Linked DNA regions of Homo sapiens: region 2 is linked to region 1. Evidence: chromatin loops called from intact Hi-C (ENCODE). Cell type or tissue: ovary. All regions are shown on one strand. Each heading gives the region's core, and the rest is flanking DNA. Links, peaks and the distances in the headings are about the cores only.

Region 1 (5,378 bases), core at 54-5,053:
ATAATTTACTCAATTTGTTTTCCTGGAAATGAAGACTTTATGTCAAGAATCTGTAATAAAATTAGCCGAGGTGCACACACTCAACTCCATAAAACGCTTGATCACCTTGCTGGTCTGCAGCACCTTTTTCTATTTATGGGAGCATTTACCAGTTTTTAAATCCCTTTTGTTTGATTAACATTAGAATCAACAACTGCAATCTGTGTTGGGTTCCAGTAAAGTGTTGTATTTTCACACTTATTAAAGAAGATAGATTTTGTTTTAGGGCCTTAGCTGTAAGTCTCTAACCCTGAGTAGCAAACCATGCTTTTAAACTTTCATTTTATTAGGGAAAAAAAAACACAAAGAGACAAAATCTATAGTTATTTAAGTAGAGAAAACAGTGCAATAAGTAGTCATCACTGCTCCAAGACAGTTTTATAGAGAGAAATGCATTACTAAACCTATCTTTTTCTGAGTTTTTAATCTCTTTTATTCCTCTTAGAACACTTATTTAAAAGGAACACAAAGTTGATTTTTCTTTGTGAATAACTAATGGCTTAATGATGATCTATTCCAAATAGCAGTAGTTTTGATATATTCATAAGAAGCAGTCAGCATTTTGGATGGATCCAAGGCCTTTAGATTCTGCCAAAAATCCTGTGGATTGCAATTCACAGGTAGTAGAGCTATGATAGCTCCTGCAAACAATTGAGGAACCCAAAAATGAGTTCAGTGTGCTTGGGACAATAGGACACTCCAGCCTACCAACCCCAGTGCCCATCATCACTTGATTTTCAGGATTCTCAGTCTTAATGCTATCTCCACCCACCTACTTCTCCTAAGCACCTTATTTACTCCTGTAGTTATCCACAGGGAGTTTCTAAAAGTGAAGAAGTTTTTACTTCTTCATCATCAAAATAAGTGAGGAGGAGAAAGGATACATCCTGTAAGCTTTCTGTCAAGATAGTCTTATTCTGAAGTTAAGACCCTCCTCCTTTTATTTTCTTCCTTCTGTTTTGATTTTAAATTATCCTTGCTTTTATAATACAATGAAGCCAGTTCTTTTTGCTTGGTTTTATACATTAATGTCCTAATTTAGAAATAAATGTTGCTTACCCTATGTTGGTCTCCCCGTATTTGTATTCCTCTTTTAACTCTTTCAGTCATTCTAATTATATCAAGAAGAAAGTCTTGGTTTGTGCTAGACTGTCTTTAACACTTCTCTAACACTTAATAAGAACCCATTTTAACAAAAAAGATCAGGCTGCAGAAAACACTGCAACTGGTTGCGAGCGTATATACATGATTAAAATATGCCTTATTTTCACTGTCTTTATTTTTCCAATGACTTTATGAGTTTTGTTTGTTTGTTTTGGGATGGAGTCTCACTCTGTCACCTGGACTAGAGTGCAGTGGTGCGATCTCGGCTCACTGCAACCTCTGCCTCCCGGGTTCAAGCGATTCTCCTGCCTCAGCCTCCTGAGTAGGTGAGGTTACAGGTGGCCACCACTACGTCCAGCTAATTTTTTGTATTTTTAGTAGAGACGAGGTTTCACCATGTTGGCCAGGCTGGTCTCGAACTCCTGACCTCGTGATTCACCCACCTCAGCCTCCCAAAGTGCTGGGATTACAGGCGAGCCACCGTGCCTGGCCTGACTTTACGTTTTATTCTATTTAACACTGGTGATATAAAGATTTTTAAGTAGACTTAAATTTTAAAAATAAGTAGATTTAAAATATGAAGGCAATAATATAGCTTCGTATTTTACAAAGCTGGTTATCATTAAAAACTTCTTCACCTTTAGAAACTCCCTGTAGTTAACCACAGGAGACAATAAGGTGTTTAGGAGAAGATAATAATAATATGAGTGCCATAAGCACAGAATCTTAACAGTGGCCCAGCAATTAGTACAATTTAGGAACTACTGGTTTAGCCCATCCCTCTCAATAGAAAACAGATAAGGAAACAGAGACTCAGAATAAGGAAGATATTCTTTTCTAAGATCATACAGCTGGTTATCATTAAGCTCTGTTCTCCTCTGTCCCTCCTCATCTAGGTAATTGCATTCGACAACAAATTCTGCAGTGTTAAAGTGAAGGAAATTGGATATAAAATACCCAACAATTGTGATGTGGGCTTTCAGGAAGGTGATGGTTCAAGAGGCTGGTGTGTACTATAGGGGAGGCATAGACGCAAAGACTTGTTGTATAGCACCTTGTGCTGAAAGCCTAAACTCCTCAATTTCTCAGGGCACCAAGAAAAATCTTTGGGCCTGCCTCAAAGGTTGCAGTGGCAGAGATTCCTCTGGAGTCAAGCAAAAGACGGCTCGAATCCCAGCTTCTCAGCTTGGCAAAAAACCATTTTCCATGTCTCAACTCATCTCTTTATTCATGCTACTCTTTACTATTATCATTCCTATAAAATGTTATAGGAAAAATAATAGCTAACAGTTATGGAGCACTTGGTATCTGCCAAGCACCTCTGATGAATTATCTCACTTAACCCTCAAACTAACACTGGAAGGCAGTTATTATCGTTCCATACGATAGGTGAGGACATCTGCACTCTGAATAGTTAATCGCTTATCTGCATCTATACAACTAAGCAGGTGATAGAATAGGATTCAAACCCAAGTGGCTTCATTCCAGAGTCTGCACTTAACGCTACCGCTATCCTGTGCGACTCAAATGCAGATAAGGGTTGCAAAAGCCTGGCACACTGGGGGTAAGGAATGTCAGTGCTTTTTCCGCCAACGTGGCCGCGCGAGTCAGTTGTAACCCGGCATCCAGAACCTTCTCCGTAGGGGCCTTGCCTGGGACTACAACTCCCAGGATGCCGCAGGCGGAGAAGCTGGCCAATCAGGGGGCGCGGCTTCGCCTTCACCGTCGGCTCCCTGCTCCTGTCAGAACCTCGGTGACGGTTGGCCAGGTGGGTAGTGACGGCTGCTCGGTCTTGAAGGATCCTAATCTGGTTTGGGAGGGTGAAGACCGCTGAAATTTCCAGGCTGCCCGAGGCTCCACCTTCCACCACCCAACGGGTGGGCGGTGGGCCGGGCTGGCCTCGGAGCCTCTCCCTGGGTGTCGGTTGGGCCGAGAAGGGGACGGTTGGCTGGGTGGGCCTGGCGGCTGGTGGCTGTCCGTAGGCCGGGGTCACTCTGAGGGCATTTTACATTACCCTAATCCTGTCCACTTGGCAAGAAACTTAGTAAGCCCCAAAGGTTCATTCCAAATCCTGTCTGGGAGGGCGAGGACTGTGGAAACTTCCAGATGCCTCAGGCTCCATCTTTAGCTGTTGAGCGGGTGGTTGGGCCGCTCATGGCCCCAAAGATCTGGGGGGTCTTCATGGGCAGTTGGGTCGCTGAGGGCCCTAAAGATCTGGGGCTCCTCCCAGGTGTCAGTTGGGCCAAGGAGGAGGCTGGGCTTTCAGAGTAGAACCTGCGGTGCTAACGATGGCTCTGCAGGGCTGCGGGCTGAGGGCCTGGGCGGCGTCCTGTGGCCCGGAGATGGCGCTCTAGTGGTATCAGGCCTTGAGTCAGCGACATCCTGGCTTCTGACCCCCCATTCCTATGGCCCCTACAGTCTGGTCTCCGCTTCCCCACTCCCGGTGAATTGCTGTTGGAGCAGCCTCTCCTTTCTGGGTAGTGGCCTGGCCGAGCTCCCCGGGGAGGGCTTGACCCAGACCTGTCCTGCCTCCAGTCCAGTCCCAGCTACATTGTTGTGTAGCACCCCACTGTGCCCTCACCCCACCCACGCGCTGGGTGCTCGAGGGCCTAGGAGAACCAGAGTGGAGAGAGGCCACTGTCTTGGGCTCTAAAATCATTTAGTTTCTACTTTACTATTTTTAAAAAACTTTTGCCTTGTTTTTGAAGTTCTTTAATTCCACCACTCCACCCCTTGTTAAAATATCATCTTTCTTTTTCCCTGCAACTTGACTCTTGGTTTGGCATGCCCAAGGAAGGCAGCTGACATCCTGGAGAATGGGGTCTTGGGGGTAGATGCAAAGCGCATTTTATTAATGTCTGGGAAACAAAATTAGTTTTTTTACAGTGGCTCTGAAATGAGAGAAATTGCAGAAATTCTCCCTGCTCAGGAAAAGGTAGAGGCAAGGATTGACTTAAAGGTTAGTTTGTTTTCATTATTTTGGACAAGCAGCTTGACCCATGACTGCCCACCTTTCACACTGCTGGAGTTGTGTATGCTAATTGAGATGGAGTTTTTCAAGTCATTTTGAGAGACTGAACAGCTTAAGACTAGTTTCTAGTGAACCACCTCTCTGTATATTTGTATCTGACACAATTGGTTAAATACAGGTACTGTATAACATAGGAATGCGTTGATTTATACATTTCAGTTAACCAAAATTAAAATGTCTGTTACTCTAACTCCCAAAACCAAACCAGCCATTTGCCATACTCTTAGTGGATTATAATTGAATTATCCTCTTAATGAATTAGAATAAAATTCTTTTTTGAGTTTCACTGTGTACTTAAATCATATGTGGGCCCTGTTATTCAAGAATAAGTTAGAAAAAGACATGGACTTACATAAACAAAATTAGAGAAGATCTTAACACAAACGCTAAATTGTAAGGTAGTTTATAAGGGCTGAGGCTTTCTGAAAAGGGGACATCTTCATTTCCATTGTAAGCCCTATCTTGTGGATATGGTTTGATTGAGGAAGGAACCTCATCCTACAAATTCCAGTTGGAGTTTTTAGTTGGAAAAATATTACATAACACATTAATGCCTTTTGATGTTAGAATTCTAACCATTTATAAAGATTTGTTTCATAATTATTTCTGAAATAACAGATTTATAGAAATACTGAAAATGTAAGTATTTTAAAAGTACACATAAATACTGATTTATACATTGTTTCTGTTTTTCTTTTAAAATCAGATGGGTAAGAAGCGTGTTACTGATCATAAGCTAAATGTGGACAAAGTAATTAAAAATATTAACACAATTTCTTCGGAGTTGAAGAAGATAAAAGGTAAGTATTGAATCACTAAAATGTTTGCATGTCATTGTTATAAAATAAATGATAGAGCCAGTTTGTGTTTCTGCTGGGGTATAAGTAAATTTTGCCCACTAATTAGGATTTCTCTATTTCTTAACAAATGTTTTCAGTGTAAGTGAACTAGATCTCTAAAGATGAATTATGTTCGACTTTGGAGTTAGCAGACCTGAATTCCCATCCCTGACATTAATAAGCTTATCAGGTTGTCTAACCTCTGTAAATTTTACTTCCCTTCCTTCCCTTCAACACACCATTCAAGACTATGTCACATTCAGCAAAATTCATTGTCTTTATAAATTCTTACTAAGCCCCTAAGGTCCATTCCAAATTAAAAAGTATAAATTAGATTCTGTGACTTAAAGCTTCTTCATTTTAAA
Region 2 (5,378 bases), core at 188-5,187, 170 kb after region 1:
TTTTTTTTTCCCTTTGTAAATGGTTTTTCTGTACATAGTTATCATCATAGGCTGTTGTATTGGTTATCCATTGCTGTGTAACAAGCAGCCTCAAAATGTAGTGGCACCAGATGCTCAGGATTCTGCTGAGTGGTTCTTCTGGGCTGGGCTAGGCTGATCTCAGCTAGGATCACTCATGTACTTGCAGTCAGTCGGTCCCAGGGGCCTCCCTTGTGTCAGGTGGTTGCCTGGCTATCATGGGTGACAGGCTAGTGACTATGCCATGTGTTTCTCAGCAGGCTAGACGAGCCTGTTCTCATGGTGACAAGATGCAGAAGCAGTAGGGAAAGCAGAAGCTGCAAGTCCTCTAGAGGTCCAAGCTTGAAACTCACACTGTCACTTACAAGCATTTGATTGGTCCAAGCAGATCATGAGGCTAGCCCAGACTCAGTGGGGTAAAGAAAGTTTATTTCTTGATGGAGGAACTACAAAATATTGTGGCCATTTTTGCAATCTATCAGGACTGCGTGAAGTTTTTTACCTTTCCATTTTTAATTTATTATCGCATTATGATTTTTTCCTTACTAATACAAAGGATTCATGACATTATTTGGATAGTAGACAGACTACAGTTTACTTAAGCATCTCCCAATTATTAAACATAAAGATGACTTCCGGTTCTCCAGCACATAAATAAAGCTGCATGGAACATCTTGATGCAGACAGGTATTTCTGTAATTTTGATTGTTTCCTTGGGATAGACTCCCAGAAGTGGATTCAACCAGGCATAAATGGTTTTTGATATTCTGATAAATGAAAGAAATATGGATTAAATAATACATATGCCAAATTGCCCTGCAAAATTATGCTGCTTTACCTCCAGCCACAGAGAGAAAAGGGATTTTCTTTTCTTTTTTTTTTGAGATGAAGTCTTGCTCTGTTGCCCAGGGTGGAGTGCAGTGGTGCAATCTCGGCATACTGTAACCTCCGCCTCCAGGTATCAAGCGATTCTCCTACCTCAGCCTCCCAAGTAGCTGGGACTGCAGGCACCACCACCATGCCCAGTTAATTATTAGTATATTTTAATTTTTTAGTAGAGACAGGGTTTCGCCAGGTTAGCCAGGCTGGTCTTGAATTCTTGACCTCAGGTGATCTGCTCACCTTGGCCTCCCAAAGTGCTGGGATTATCAGCCTGAGCCGTTGTGCCCAGCTGAGAAGAGGGATTCTCAGCAGCAGCCTGGACTCAGGCATCCTTGCAGGGCCTCCTGGCTTCTCTTGATTCATTTTGTTTTCCTGGTGCCTCATGCCAGGAAGCTGGAATGAAGCACAACTGGGCAGACCCTTCCTTGGGCAAAAGTATTAGTGTCTGTGGTCATTGTTCTCTGACAGTCAGTTCTGTGGTACATAACGATTGGTTCAGGCCCCTGTGATCTTCTTGTCCATGTGAGACTGGATGAGGAGTCTCCTGGACCAGTGATGGTAACACCTGCACCCTGAGCTGGGGAGCAGGTGGTATCACAGACGAGCTCCCATCCCAGGCTGGCTCTCACAGTCCCTTTCCACAGCTGTGTTACCAGCCCCTGCTCAATCATGTTTCCATGTGATTCTCATGGAAACCTTGTGTGATTGGCAACACCAAGATTTGTCCCACATCCAGATAGAGACTAGGGGCTAGAATACCTCTCCCCTGCCCGTTTCTCCGGGCTTGACATTTCAGCCAGACACCTCTTCCACTTCCTCAAAACTTATCTGTCTCCTCTTTTACTTCCTCAGTTCCTTGTTTGTCTAAAACACCAGCTAACTGATAATTGCATTTATAGTTACTATGTTTTCCTCCTAGATAACAAGCTTCATTGAAGATTTTCTAAAAATATTTGGCTCTAATATAAGGGAAATTGGGATCACCATGAGCAGTGAGTTGGTGGGAGAGAGATTGGGGGTACGTTTATGGAAAATCACGGATCCGTGGGTCTGGAAGTTAAAAGAGGACTGGCCCTTTGAGCAAATAAATGAAGAGTAAGCTGGAGAGCTTGTGTGTATAGCATTTGAGGGCAAGGGCTCTGGAGTTCAACACACTCAGCCTCAAATCACCTACCCATTATTGGTCGTGTAAATGTGGCCAAGTTACTTGACTGCTCTGTGCCTTGGTTTTTCCATCTCTAAAATGGACATAATAACCCATACAGGGTTATTATAAGGATTTTGACAAGAAATGGCAGGTAGCAATAATTACACCTACTGAATTTAAAAAGTGGCTCAGGCACAAGAGGTGAGTGGCCTGTTCAAGGCAGCATGGCCTGGAAGACCTTCAGCAGGGGCCAGTAAGCTTACTAGCCCTCATACCCAGGAAAGCGGTTTATTTCTCCTCCCACATCAGCATCCCTCTCTTCTTCCTATGTCGGCCCCAGAAGGTTCACACCCTCTCCCTCTTAGGCTCCTTCCTCATTCCGAGGCCTGGAGGGTCTTTGCACAGAGAGGAATCTGCTTCCTGCCTAGAGCTTGGAGAACCCCAGGCCTTCCGCATTCATGAGGTCCAAGGCCAGGCAGGAGGCAAGGCCATGGGCCCAAATCTGTGCCATGAGTGTCAACAGAAGATCCCAAAGCTGGAGACCCCAAATAAAAACCCCAAGAGATGTGGGGGCATCAGCTTCCTCAGACTCAACCCAGCACCATTCAGCAGCTTTCAAGACCAAGAAGTCCATACTGTTCTCTTGCTCGCAAGATACTCAGCCTATGAAATCCTCAGCTAATGGAGTCCTCAGAGCAGCATGGAGCCTTGGGGGTGATTTTGAGGAACTGACACTGGGAAACAGCCTAGGGTCTGTGGTGCGCATGGTGGGCAGCAGCCCTTGCCTGTCCACACCACGGACCAGCTAACCATAGACGAGTTAAGAGTGACAGCATGCTACTGCTAGCGGGGGAAGCTGCACGTGCCATGGTTAAGGACCCCAGGGCTGGGTCTGTGCCCCATCATGTTGCGTAACAAGAAAGACAAGGATTGCAGGTGCTTTCCCACAACTAAGGTGGGTGCAGCTGCTGGGAATGGGAGAAACATTTATAGATCTAAGGATGGGCAGGAATTTAGAAAGGTAAGGGTACTGTCTGCCTTGGCTGATACTTTTATTTCCTTCTATCCATAAGTGTAACAAAAAAATTTTTTTAAATGCTATGTAAAGATAGGGAGGTTTGAAATTTTTACCAACAATCCCAATCCTTGAACACAAAGACTATTATCATATTTGTGACTGTTGAATATTTTTTAAAGACATGTTAATACTACAGGGAACTGCATTTCTATAGAATGCACTTTGGAAAGCATTGCCCTACAGTATTTATAAATTTCAGAACACATTTTAGGATCTGCCTTGTGTTGTTTCTGTCATCATTTTACATTTGCTAGTCTTGACTTCCAACCACCCAACACGCTTCCTGAGGGCAGGGCAAACTTGGACATTATTGACAGAACAAGTGCCCAATCTGAAAATGTGTCACATTCCTGCTCAGGTTCCAAACATGTCATAGCGGATTTATGGGTGTAAATTATACTGTTTGCTCAAAACACTACCTCATCTTCAGTGGCGTAGTGACAGTGACCTTCAAACTATGGTGGCATCTTAGCTATAGGGGTGTCCCTCAAAAAGCATGGGCTTTGTTGAAGCACAACTTACTCTGCTGTGTGACTTAAGTCAAATAGCTTAATCTCTCTCAGCCTCAACTTTCCCACCTGTAACCTGGGCAGGATAATAGTTTTTAGCTTCTAGAACAGATTAAGGGTGGTAATATGAGTGGACCATTTAGAGTAGCTCATGAGATAAAACTCAAATGCTAGCTGTTGTCATTTGGCTGTTAATGTTATCTTGAAATCCCACAGTAGTCAATAGTGGATGGCATTAATTGGAGGAGGGAATTGTTAGATAAAAGATGGTTACTAGATGATAGAAGGAGATTCAAATTATTGACTGGCAGAGAACTGTTTATGGAAGAGTTCTTGGCTCGTAAGAGCCTCAGTTAGATAGAGCAGGGCCATTGGAGGGAGACCAGTTGCTTGAATGCAAGCTGTTAATCCTCAGGGAATCTCCATGGCTCAGCCAGATCCTGGTCTGTAATCTGCTCTCACCACGGGCTGACTGAATGAGCTCATTGTCATGTAATTTAATAGGAGCCAGGTGTCTGTGATTTCCAAGAGCGTGAGCAGAATCATCCTGCACCCCAAACTAGGAGGGGGAAAAACACCTCGCAGAAGCACACTTGTCCCTAGCTGCTTTCCATGTGTCAGACAGAGAGGAAATTGTCCAATTCCAAATGCATTCCTATCCTTCTCGGGCGATGAGAGAAAGTAATTGGCATAGTTTGAGTGAAATGAAGGTGGTGGTTTGGGGTATTTGGTATTTCTTATTGGCATAAAGGAAAACTTGTATTTTAAATACCCCCTGGCTTCTTGAAGAACGCTTTCTCTGCTGTCACTGCGGCCCTTGTCAAAAAAACCTTAGCTGAAAAGAAAAAAGAATGCACAGAAAAAGAGCAGCAGAGTGAAGGCTCAGTCAGGCGGTGGGTCTTTTTGCGTGGGTATTTGAAGGAAGAAGGAAGGTGCTGGAGGGAAAGTCAGGCTGCTCTGGAAACATTTCAGTCCTGGAACACCTGGTCTCTAAAGGTGCCATCAATAGCACACACTCCCCAGGCACTGCAAAGTGGGCAAGCAGGTGGGGTTTGCCAGTGAGCAACCCTCAGGGCTGCAGAGGCGGGAGGGGCAGTACGGGGAGAGGCTCTATTCTAGGGACCCAACAATCAGTGACTGTTCATCTCCAGACTCAGCCTGATTACTGATGCACCCGAGCTCACACAGACCTAAGAGGCAGATCCAGGATGTGAACACTGGTCTGGCTGATGCTCAAGACTGTGCCATTCCTCTGCCCTCATGCCATCTCCTGAAGTTGAAATCTCAAACTTGGCTGTGTCACCACTGTCCTCCTTGGCTGGGAGTGGGTTCATAATTTACAAAAATCCATCAGGACACTCCCCTGGGACCACCTGCCTTCAGGGTCTTGAGGCCTCAAAAAGTTGCCCTCAGGGATTAGACCTGGGGTCACAATGTGTGCAATGTGGGTGTGAACTCATGTGTCCAGTTGCTCTCAGCAAGCCAACAAGTTCAAGTCACTTCTCCATCCCACGGCTTTGCTCTTGTAACTTGGGAACAAACAGTACCCCATGAATAAGTTCACAGAGGCAGGGTTGTGCAGTAGTGACACGCACAGGCTCTTGAGGCAGTCTGGGTTCCAATCCACCCCTGCCACCAGGATCGCCATGTAGGGTTGTGTGGCTTATGGCCCGTTCCAGAGCTCCAGGCCAAGATGACAAGGGGGGCCCAGCCTGTGCCACTCTACTAAGCCATGGTCCCTGGA

What was found. Peaks named below come from ENCODE experiments on the same cell type or tissue, not always from the same donor. Only the 100,000 strongest peaks of a DNase experiment are listed, where the experiment ranks them.
Region 2: it touches region 1 in a loop (4-fold over the local background); 6 of 110 quality-filtered maps call a loop at or near these places.

What each region holds. Positions count from the first base shown.
Region 1 is chr5:170,230,097-170,235,474 of GRCh38, forward strand. C5orf58 (chromosome 5 open reading frame 58) reads left to right here and starts at 2,889. Exons shown (of 4, transcript NM_001102609.3): 1 at 2,889-2,911; 2 at 4,019-4,102; 3 at 4,881-4,974. The coding sequence starts at 4,881. In ovary, for the core only: no CTCF peak of the experiment used is centred there; no DNase peak of the experiment used is centred there.
Region 2 is chr5:170,404,313-170,409,690 of GRCh38, forward strand. All of the region lies in intron 1 of KCNIP1-OT1 (KCNIP1 overlapping transcript 1), which reads left to right. It also overlaps a transcript of KCNIP1 not described here. Among named protein-coding and RNA genes, the nearest start is that of KCNIP1-OT1, 18 kb to the left of the region's middle. In ovary, for the core only: no CTCF peak of the experiment used is centred there; no DNase peak of the experiment used is centred there.